Linked DNA regions of Homo sapiens: region 2 is linked to region 1. Evidence: chromatin contacts called from ENCODE Hi-C or POLR2A ChIA-PET data. All regions are on one chromosome and are shown on one strand. Each heading gives the region's core, a stretch centred on a gene start or an enhancer-like site at or near the end of the contact. The rest is flanking DNA. Distances are from core to core; before and after follow the strand shown. Region 1 has its middle 34 kb from the start of NDUFB4. Region 2 has its middle 27 kb from the start of NDUFB4.

What was found. Hi-C counts contacts between places; a loop is a spot of excess contacts on that map. ChIA-PET counts read pairs that join two places held with the same protein, here RNA polymerase II (POLR2A). Pooled maps may share reads with other maps.
Region 2: a loop to region 1 is called in a map of K562, with 7 times the contacts of the local background. The contact joins two enhancer-like sites. A Hi-C loop is called at or near these places in 2 of 168 maps with a recorded cell type or tissue (K562 and mammary epithelial cell) and 5 of 50 pooled maps. POLR2A ChIA-PET finds 5 or more read pairs at or near these places in 2 of 52 experiments (HEK293T and activated T-cell).

Annotation. Positions count from the first base shown.
Region 1 is chr3:120,559,620-120,564,828 of GRCh38, forward strand. No RefSeq gene overlaps it. Among named protein-coding and RNA genes, the nearest start is that of NDUFB4, 34 kb to the right of the region's middle. RefSeq lists a silencer at 5,024-5,209. Within about 2 kb of position 1,777, at least 6 of the 41 ENCODE cell types and tissues checked have a DNase peak (open chromatin) inside an H3K27ac peak, as active enhancers do.
Region 2 is chr3:120,620,434-120,625,492 of GRCh38, forward strand. No RefSeq gene overlaps it. Among named protein-coding and RNA genes, the nearest start is that of NDUFB4, 27 kb to the left of the region's middle. Within about 2 kb of position 2,723, at least 3 of the 41 ENCODE cell types and tissues checked have a DNase peak (open chromatin) inside an H3K27ac peak, as active enhancers do.

The DNA of each region.
Region 1 (5,209 bases), core at 527-3,026:
GCAATGTGCAAAGCCCCTGGGGCGAGAGGGAGAGAAATACAAGTCTCCCCAAATGCCAAGCCTATGTTACTGCTAAGAATAGCCTTTATCTCTGGGAGGAAGCGCAGGAGACCTGGTTCCTGTTTCTCTCTCCCTCTCCCTCCCTCCTTTCTCCCTCTCTTCTCCCTCCCCCTCACACCAGATGAAGGTTGATTATAAAGAGGGCAGTGAGCCTGTCTTTCCTAAAGTGACTGAGACTTGAGTCACAAAGGCTAGAGAGGGGATGTGGGAGGAGAGAATGAGAGTCCAGAGGCAGGGTGGGAGGGAAGGGAGAAGGCAAGAGCAGCATGGGGGAAACAGGAAGAACAGGACACGGGAGTCTGCAGCCAACTGATTGACAGGGGTGGTGGGACCCTCAAGGAGCGTCCCTGAGGTCAGCAGTGGGGGCAACTGGGGCTTTAGGCACGCCCCCCCCCCCCCCCATTCTGGCAGGACACAGGCATCACCTTGAGGGATGGGGACAGGTTTCCAGACCTCTGGCTAGTATATGGGCTCACAGTAAGCAACTCTCATCTCCTCAGAGATTAGAAACCCAAATTATGTCTCTAAAAATCAGGTTCTTTCAGGCTGGGAGTGGTGGCTCACTCCTGTAATCCCAGCACTGTGGGAGGCCGAGGCGGGCAGATGGCTTAAGTTCAGGAGTTCGAGACCAGCCTGGGCAAAATGCAAAAACCCCATCTCCACAAAAAAAAAAAAAAAAAAAAAAAAAAGCAAAAATTAGACAGGCATGGCGACTTGCGTCTGTGGTCCCAGCTACTCAGAAAGCTGAGGTGGGAGGATTGCTTGAGCCTGGATGGCGGAGGTTGCAGTGAGCTGAGATCGTGCCACCGCACTCCAGCCTGGGCAACAGAGTGAGACCTTAAAGGTCAGAGGCACAGGGTGAGAACATCAGAAAGGATTCTCTTTCCTTTGTAATGAAGAATTAAACAGATGTTACAGTTAACTGCCTTGCAGGAGTGACCCTCAGGGAAATGGGGTCACATGCTTTAGTATCTTCATTACCTGCTGGGCCCCCGCCCATTGTTTCTTTCTTTTGTCCACCTTCCCTCCCAGCTTGCCCTCTTTCCTCTTTTCACGAGTGCAGCTTTTTGCCCACACCGTCAGTGATGTTCCCCAGCTCTGGGCTCTGGCTTCCTCCCCTACTCACCTTTCCTGTTGCTCCTGGATCTGCTTTTCCGGTCAGAGTGCTTTTGTGGAAGGAAGGGGAAGAGGATGTTGGCATATCTGCTTGGGGATCCAAATGTCTGATGCCTTGCAGATTTCTAACAGGACTAAGAGATATCTCATAGAGTTTGAGGAGAGTCAGGCTCTAGGTCTTTCTTGACTCAACATCAATCTGCAAAGCACTGCTGAAAAATTACTAGACATCTGACAGCCCGTAAGTTGTATTATCTCCTATCTTGAATAGCCCTTGTCCACTTCTACCATAGAAAAGTATTTTAGTGACTCATGAGTCAATAGGAGCAGAGGGGCCTTGGCAGGCACTGCATAAATACATATTATGGTTATTTATCACGAATGAAGATGGCTCATAAATAACTGAAACGGGCCCAGTTCTGCTTCTGTTGAATAAAAGGAAAAAAACCCACAAACATCAAAGGATAAAAAATAAAAAGGGAACGCTCTGCAGAAGATGACATTACTTTGTGTTCTATAGCTGAATAAATTGTAGCAATTGCTAAAATGCTCCTGGAGAATGATTTTAGAAGAGACCTGCTCAGCGGCCCCGAGTTGTGGGTCTGGGCTGCTTGTGACCAGCAGAGGGCAGACTTCAGTTATAAACGGAAGACTGTAGAACAGATAGTGGGGAAATGTAATTGATGGTTCAAGGTTGTAAACTGCTTATTCCATGGTGTAAATACTCACTTTGGGCCTATGCATACCCCCAGAGATCATAGTCCAAGATTCTTGATAGGTTACAAGTGACTAGATTTCAAGGAACCAGCTCTTTGTAATACATATTTATTTGTTTGTAAGGTTAAAATCTGGGCAGAAAGGGCTGGTTTTGCACAAACCTCCCTCTGGGTGCCACAAACTGCTATTTAATGTGCAGTCACCGAAGTGACTTGTCGCTGTCCTGGGCCTGACACAGCTACTCACAGCCGCATATAGTTTGGAGTAGGAGTGTTCGAGCTTTGTATCTGACTTGGAAAAGCAGGTGCTGTGTCATGCACTTGGTGAAAAAGCCCCTACTGTTGGTCATTCCTCTTTGTTTAATGAATATAGAGAAATCTGCTCCCGAGGAAACAGAGAGATAGGAATGAAGATTACTGGAAATGTTTCGTTAAGATATGGGTCAGCATAGCAACTTGACTCCTAGGTATATATCCAAGATAATTGAAAACACATGTCCACACAAAAACCTGTACACAAATATTCCTACCATTATTAACCATAGCCAAAAAGTGGAAACAACCCAAGTGTCCATTAACTGATGAATGGCTAAACAACATGTGGTTCATCCATATAATGGAATATTATTCAGTCTTAAAAATGAATGAAGTATTGATACATTACAACATAGATAAACCTTGAAAACTTCATGCTAATTGAAAGATGCCAGTCACTGAAGAGCCATATTGTATTACTCTAATTACATGAAATGTCTAGAATAGGCAAATTCATAAAAAGCAAATAAAAAATAAAATAGGCAAATAAAAAACCAGATTAGTGATTGATTGGGGCTGGGGAAGGGAGAGATGGGACTGACTACCAATGAGCATGTTATTTCTTTTGGGGATGATGAAAATGTTCTGAAATTCGATAGTGGTGATGGTTGCACATCTCTGTGACCATAATGAAAGCCACTGAATTCTACACTTTTAAAAGGTAAATTTTAAGTATGTGAATTATATCTCAATAAAACTGTTATTAAGAAAAGATTTGGGGCTGGGCACAGTGGACCATGCCTGTCATCCCAGCTTTGGGAGATCGAGGTGGGAGGATCACTTGAGCCCAGGAGTTCCAGAACATAGTGAGACCCCATCTCTATTGAAAAAAAAAGGCCGGGTGGGGTGGCTCACTCCTGTAATCCCAGCACTTTGGGAGGCCGAGGCGGGTGGATCACGAGGTCAGGAGATAGAGACCATCCTGGCTAACATGGTGAAACCCCGTCTCTACTAAAAAATACAAAAAATTAGCCGGGCGTGGTGGCGGGCGCCTGTAATCCCAGCTACTCGGGAGGCTGAGGCAGGAGAATGGCGTGAACCCAGGAGGCAGAGCTTGCAGTGAGCCGAGATCGTGCCACTGCACTCCAGCCTGGGTGACAGAGCAAGACTCTGTCTCAAAAAACAAAAAAAAAAAAAAAAAAAAAAAGATTTGGACCAAAACAGGCATTAACAGACACTACAGAAGGAAACTCAGAGCAGGAAACAAGGTGAATATAAAGAGAACATTTGACTTCTGGGACAGCCAGCCCTACCCCCTCCCAAAAAAACACTTTGGATGAGAACAGAGTAGGTTTAGTTCAGGTTAAAGACAGAGGCAGCCAAATTCAGTGTAGGAAGCAAAGAGAATTATCTACAAAGCTGTACTGACCTTGCATCTTCTCCAGCTGACCCACCTGTAAAGAGTTTACACCTCTCTGATCATGCTGGCCTTGGTAATATGGGTGCTGGTTCACTCAAGGCAAGAAGACCACATTTGAGCTGATGTCATGGTGACAGAAGGTGCACAGGGAAATAAGGGAGAATCACACTCTTCAAACCACAGTAACAAGAAAGGCTTCCCAAGCTCTCAGGAGGTGGCAAGGAAGGTGATAATAGTTAAGTCACCAGCTCAGCTACCAGGGAACTTCACGGTTACACTTGAGTTCCAAGTATATTACCAGTGACACCCAAGAGGCCAGAAGAAGCCTGTGCTCTGTTCCTTCTGTAGTAGCCACCACAGCACCTTGCGTAGGTTGGGCCTATGAGAGCCCTTAGTAAATACTTGGAAAAGGTGGAGAAATTAAGAAATAGATGAGCACACAACTCCAAAGGGCAGGGGAAGTACCCTGAATGACCGAAGCCAGGGCCAGGTGTAGCCTTGGTCAGTGCATTGGAGAGGAACTACCCTTGAATGAGAAAGATAGGAGATGCCTGCTCTTTATCAGAGCCATCCACTCATCCATCACTGGACCTGCCTGGCTGAGTTTAAGCAGGGCCATGTCTCAGGCACACTTGCACACACCCGTCTGCTATGGCATGCTTGGTATGCCTCATTTCTCGCCTTCCTCCAATTCCTGGGCAGAAACATCCTAGAAGATGCACCAGAAGATGCACTTGTCACTATGTCCTTGTCACTATGAAGATACTCTGCCTAAGAGTAGGCCTTTTAAAATTTGTGTTTACTGATTTAAAAACCAAACAAAACAAACCTCTCTGTTCTGTAACTGCTCTTGGTGATCAGGGAGAGCAATGATACTAGGGTGTGATCACATGTTTTCCAGTCCTGTGTTTTTCTCCAAGTCTGGTCCTCTGGGTGAACGTTACGCATTTTAGGGAGCCAGGGAATAGCTCTAACTATGTCTTACAAAATTACCTTAATTATAGATTCGGCCAAGAGATGGGAACTCAGTAACAACTGGCTAAATACCAATTGTTTTAAATAAATAATATGAGTTCAGCAGTGAAAATAATTGGATTTGGGAGTTGGGCAGATCTGGGCTTAAAACCTGGTTACTTCCTTCAGTTATGCCTTTAGTAAGTGTGTATTGATCACCTACAATGTACGAGGCACTCTTTTAGGCATTGACAATAAAAGCACAAATGGGAGAGACAGTCTGTATCTTCAGAGAGCTTACAGTCCCACAGCTACACTAAATACCTGTTATCTTTAAAAGGTTACTAAACCTGCTGGGTGCTGTGGCTCACACCTGTAATCCCAGGACTTTGGGAGGCTAAAGTGAGAGCGGATCACCTAAGGTCAGGAGTTTGAGACCAGCCTGGCCAACGTGGTGAAACCCCGTCTCTACTAAAAATACAAAAATTAGCCGGGCATGGTGGTGAGCACCTGTAATCCCAGCTACTCAGGAGGCTGAGGCTGTAGAACGCTTGAGCCCAGGAGGCGGGGGTTGCAGTGAGCCAAGATCGTGCCACTGCACTCCAGTTTGGGTGACAGAGTGAGACTCCGTCTCAAAAAAGAAAAAAAAGAAAGGTTACTAAACCTTTCTGTGTTTACATCTGTAAAA
Region 2 (5,059 bases), core at 1,473-3,972, 62 kb after region 1:
ATTCAGGAGGCCTAATTACTTTTAAACTATACAACACATCTTTCATAAATTCCCTTTTATAACATTTTTTTCTCACGACTTTCACAGTCAATTGTTTGACATGCCTCAACTTTCTGACTTGTTGCAAATATCCCTTTCTTTAAACAACCAGTTAATTTATTTTAGGACAAGATTTTACCATATAACATTCCTTTCTACACAAAGATGATAACCATTCTTTTCCAAAGTAAACTTCCTTCATGTCTGTGGACTAGACTGTCTAAGGCCTCAAGATTAGAAGTTAGGATAATACATGTTACACTATTAACTTTTAGCAAACTTTACTTTTGTTGAAAACCTTGTAAGTTTGGGATTTCAATTATCCTTTGCTATTAATAAGATCTTGTTTAGTCTAAATTAACTTAGAATTGGTACAGATGGTTCCTTCCTGGTTCTGTAAGTACTTTAAGGCTTGGTTGAGTGCAAACAGCTTCCAATTTGAGCAGACCAATTATTAAGCAATTTTCCTAACTCTACTTCTACAAGAGTTTTCCCTATCAATTACTGAATACCAATTGTGTCTTTTACCCTCAGTCACTGGGAGGAACCATCTATTGTTGTCCTGTCCTGAAGGGAGTTCCTCCTAGGTCTTGTCGGACCTTTGTATGGTAATTAATTACGATTTAGATCCCCTGTTAGGAAACCTGCTGGGTTAAGGGAATTATCAGTGATTAATGTTAAATCATCTTTTTCTAACAGAATAGCCCCAAACTTTAAGATTTTTGATTTAGTAAGCTACCTTTTTGCCTTTTTTTTTTTTTTTTTTGACTTAGGATAGTTCTGAACTGGTGAGGTGTGCTCACAATGAGGTTCCCTCTAAAAGTTATTTTTCTACTTCTGCTAGCCAAGCAGTTGCCGCTACAGATTGAATGCTTTTGGGCCATCCGCGGGTTACTGGGTTAAGGATTTTTATTTATTTATTTATTTATTATTATTATTATTATTATTATTATTATTATTATTGTTGTTGAGATGAAGTCTTGCTATGTCGTCCAGGCTGGAGTGCGGTGGTGCAATCTCGGCTCACTGTAAGCTCCGCCTCCTAGGTTCACGCCATTGTCCTGCCTCAACCTCCTGAGTAGCTGGGACTACAGGCACCCGCCACCATGCCTGGCTAATTTTTTGTATTTTTAGTAGAGATGGGGTTTCACCGTGTTAGCCAGGATGGTCTTGATCTCCTGACCTCATGATCTGCCCACATTGGCCTTCCAAAGCGCTGGGATTACAGGAGTGAGTCACCACGCCCGGCCTAGGATTTTTGACAGGAAGGCTACGGGTTGTCAGTGGCCTCAGTGCTTTCGGGCTATGCCCTTGTTTACACTGGCAACAAGGTGGTATTGGAGTGTTACAGGGTCATGGAGAAGACCTTCAATTATCAATTATGGGTTTTAAATCTACCATGGCTTTTAAAGGAATAGGGTACGCTGTTTTTTCTTTACTACTTCTGTCTCTTTCTTTTTCTCTTTGACTTTCTGTCTCTCTCTTTCTCTCTCTCTTTGACTCCCTCTTTGTCTCTGTCTCTTCCTCTCTTTCTCTCCCTCTCTCTTTCTCTCTCTCTCTTTGACTCCCTCTTTGTCTCTGTCTCTTCCTCTCTCTCTGCCTTTCTCTCTCTTTCCCCTCTCTCTCTTCCCCCCTTCCCCTCTCTCTCTTCCCCCCTTTCCCCTTTCTCTGTCGCTCTTTCCCCTCTTTTTTCTCTCTCTCTTTTCTCTCTCTCTCTCCCCTCTCTCTCTTCCCCCCTTTCCCCTCTCTCTTCCCCCCTTTCCCCTTTCTCTGTCTCTCTTTCCCCTCTCTTTTTTTCTCTCTCTCTCTTTTCTCTCTCTCTCTCCCCCCCACTTTCTCTCTCTCCCTCTTTCCTCTCTGCTGTTCTTTCCCTGCCTCTGCCAGCTGCTTAGGCTGCTGTTCTCCAGTCTCCTTCCCCTTCCCCTGGAGGAGGGACTGGCAGGAGTGGAGCTACTCTTTCTTCCCCCAAGAAGAAAGGAAAGGGGAGTTCTGAATATTTTTCTTACTACCGGAGGTTTGTGTGAGGTTCAATTCCCCCCATCAGGATTTCTCACCTCTTTTTGAGGTTCAACGTCCCCCATGGGGATTTCTCATCTCTTTTTGAGGTTCAACCCCCACCATGGGGGATTTCTCACCTCTTTTTGAGGTTCAACCCCCCACTTATGGGGATTTCTCACCTCTTTTAGAGGTTCAGCCCCCCCATGGGGATTTCTTACCTCTTTTTGAGGTTCAACCCCCCCCATGGGTATTTCTCACCTCTTTTTGAGGTTCAATCCCCCCATGGGTATTTCTCACCTCTTTTTGAGGTTTAACCCTCCCTCATGGGGATTTCTTACCTCTTTTTGAGGTTCAACCTCCCCATCATGGGGATTTCTCACGTCTTTTTAACCTCCAAGGCTTCCCAACTAAGGAATACTTCACTGCCCCCTGTGGCTTTCTTTCCCTAGTCCTAACTAAGGAATGCTTTACTGCCCCTGCAGTTTCTCTCTACTTGGTATGTCCTAACCAAGGAATGATTTACCGCCTCGCAGCTTTTTCCTTAGTCTCGACCACCAAGGAAATACTTTACCAGCTCCTGTGGCTTCTCCTTCCTTGGTCTGTGCACAGAGTCATTGTCGCAGTATGTGAGGATCCTTTAAGCTAGGTTGTGGGCCAGTTTTTTTTTTTTTCCCATGTTGCTGAGAGCTCAGGTTATTCCTTGCACTGGGTGAGTCTTGATTTCTCACCCCTGAGGCCACCACAAGGGGGCGGGGCATGCCTCCTCATGAGAGAGAACCAGAGACTGCCCCCAGAGTGGAATGTAATCCCGGATGAGCCCCCAAATTGTTATAAATAAAGTTTTGGTGCTGCAAAAGAAATAGCACTCAGATATAACATTTTCTTTTTAATTCTCAGCAAGGCAAGTTACTTATATAGAAGGGTGCGCCCTTACAGATGGAGCAATGGTGAGCACACACTTGGACAAGGGAGGGGAAGGGGTTCTTATCCCTGACGCATGTGGCCCCTGCTGCTGTGTCATTCCCCTATTGGCTAGGGTTAGATCACACAGGCTAAACTAATTACGACTGGCTAATCTAAACAGACTGAAGGGGTGAGTGGTTCGTCGGGAAAAATGGTTATGACAGAGCATGTAATTGGAATGAGTCAGGGCAGAGTAGATAATCGGCATGAGTCAGGGTGGAGCAGGTAATTAAAAAAGTTGCTTTACAAGAAAGTTAAGTTTAAAAGTAGAAGGCAAAGAATTGAACATACTGACATATTGATTCTTTGAAAAGAAATTTAGAACTCATATCTAACACTGCCCTGAAGGGCAATCCCTCACTCTATACCTCAGCTCATCCCATTATGTTACTCAAATGTTGGGAGCCTCAGGGATTTTTCACCTCCTTTCTGTACACCTTAAGAAACCCTGATATGGCTGGGCCTGGTGGCACATGCCTGTAGTCCCAGCTGCTTGGGAGGCTGAGGCAGGAGGATTGTTTGAGCCCAGAAATTTGAGGCTAGCCTGGACAACATAGTGAGACCCCTGTCCCTGAAAAATAAATAAAACAAAACCAGTCCCTGAGTTGGACCAGGATCTGAGGTTGGAAATAGAGGGTGTTTTGGATACTGATTTGAAATTCCTAAAACAATGGTCCTCATCCTTGCCTGTGCACTGGAATCACCTGAGGAGTTTCAAAAAAATTATCATATTTGGGTCTCATCCCTAGTGTTTCTATTTGGTTGATCTGAGGCATGCTCTGGGCACTGTGAGTTATGGAGTTGTCAAAAGATCCAATGCACAGATGAACTTGAGAACCACTGTTTCTAGAGGAGGGTTTCTGAACCTCAGTGCTATGGGCATTCAGCACTACGTAGTTCTTTGTTGTGGGAGATTGTCTTGGGCATTGTGGAAAGTTTATCAGAACGTCTAGACTTTACTGACTAGATGCCAGGAGCACCCTCCCCAGTTGTGACAACAAAAAATGTCTCTAGACTTTGCCAGATGTCTTGGGGTGGGAAGGACAAAATTGCTTCTGTTGAGCACCATTAGTCCTGAGCCATTGCTAGTAGTCTGGGCTGTGAAAGACATCTCTGAGAAAGAAAGAAAGAAGGTGGCTGTTATTGCACCCTCTCTAACAAAATATATATATATATATACATGTGTATATATATGTATATATATGTATATATATATGTATATATGTATATATATGTGTATATATATATATGTGTATATATATGTGTATATATATATATGGAGAGAGAGAGAGAGAGAGATGCCAAGGGGATCTGGCAGAAAATTCTCCTGTCATTGGAAGAAACTTAATCAGGGTGCTTTCTGTTCTTTAAGGTTTTCTATTTCTAAGCAAAGAGATGGCATATTTCTTGGGGAGCATGGTAGAGGAAGGCATCTTAGAAAACGGAATTAAGAAAATGATACAGGAAACTTTCTAGCTGATCTGAGGCACAACAAAAGGAAATGAAATCTTCTTATAATTAGTATGAACAGTCTGGCTTGGATGAAATCTTGCCTCCAACTAAGGAGTTGCAGCCAGCAGTGGGGTGACAAAGTAAAAGGGCTTGGGTGCTAAGTGGATGTCAACCAGGAATGTTGCATTAGCCCTAGGAAGGCTTTGCCACCAAATTGAGAGTAGAGTGAGCTGAAATGGGTGAGAGTTGATATATGTGTATAAGAATAGTGTTAGAATGAACTCATAAGGGGAAGCCTGGGGTTTGTGAATGAAATATTTCAGTGGTTGTCTTAGTTACTGGTTGAGAGAAGAGTCCAGGAAGTACCCTAGGAGAGTGGGGAAGTGAGAGGGAAGGGAAGGATGTGAATAATGGGTGCATTATCAAGAAGTTGCCATGTGGGCACTTGGAGCAGAATTCCTCTGGGAGCTGCAGAGAGCCAGGGCAGAACACAAACCTCAGAGGTATGAGGTGACAGAGCTGCTGTATTAATCCACTAATTCCTATTTGTCATGGGTTTAAGGCTACATCCAAGGCCATTCATTCCTAAGCACTTTGGCTGAGTTCT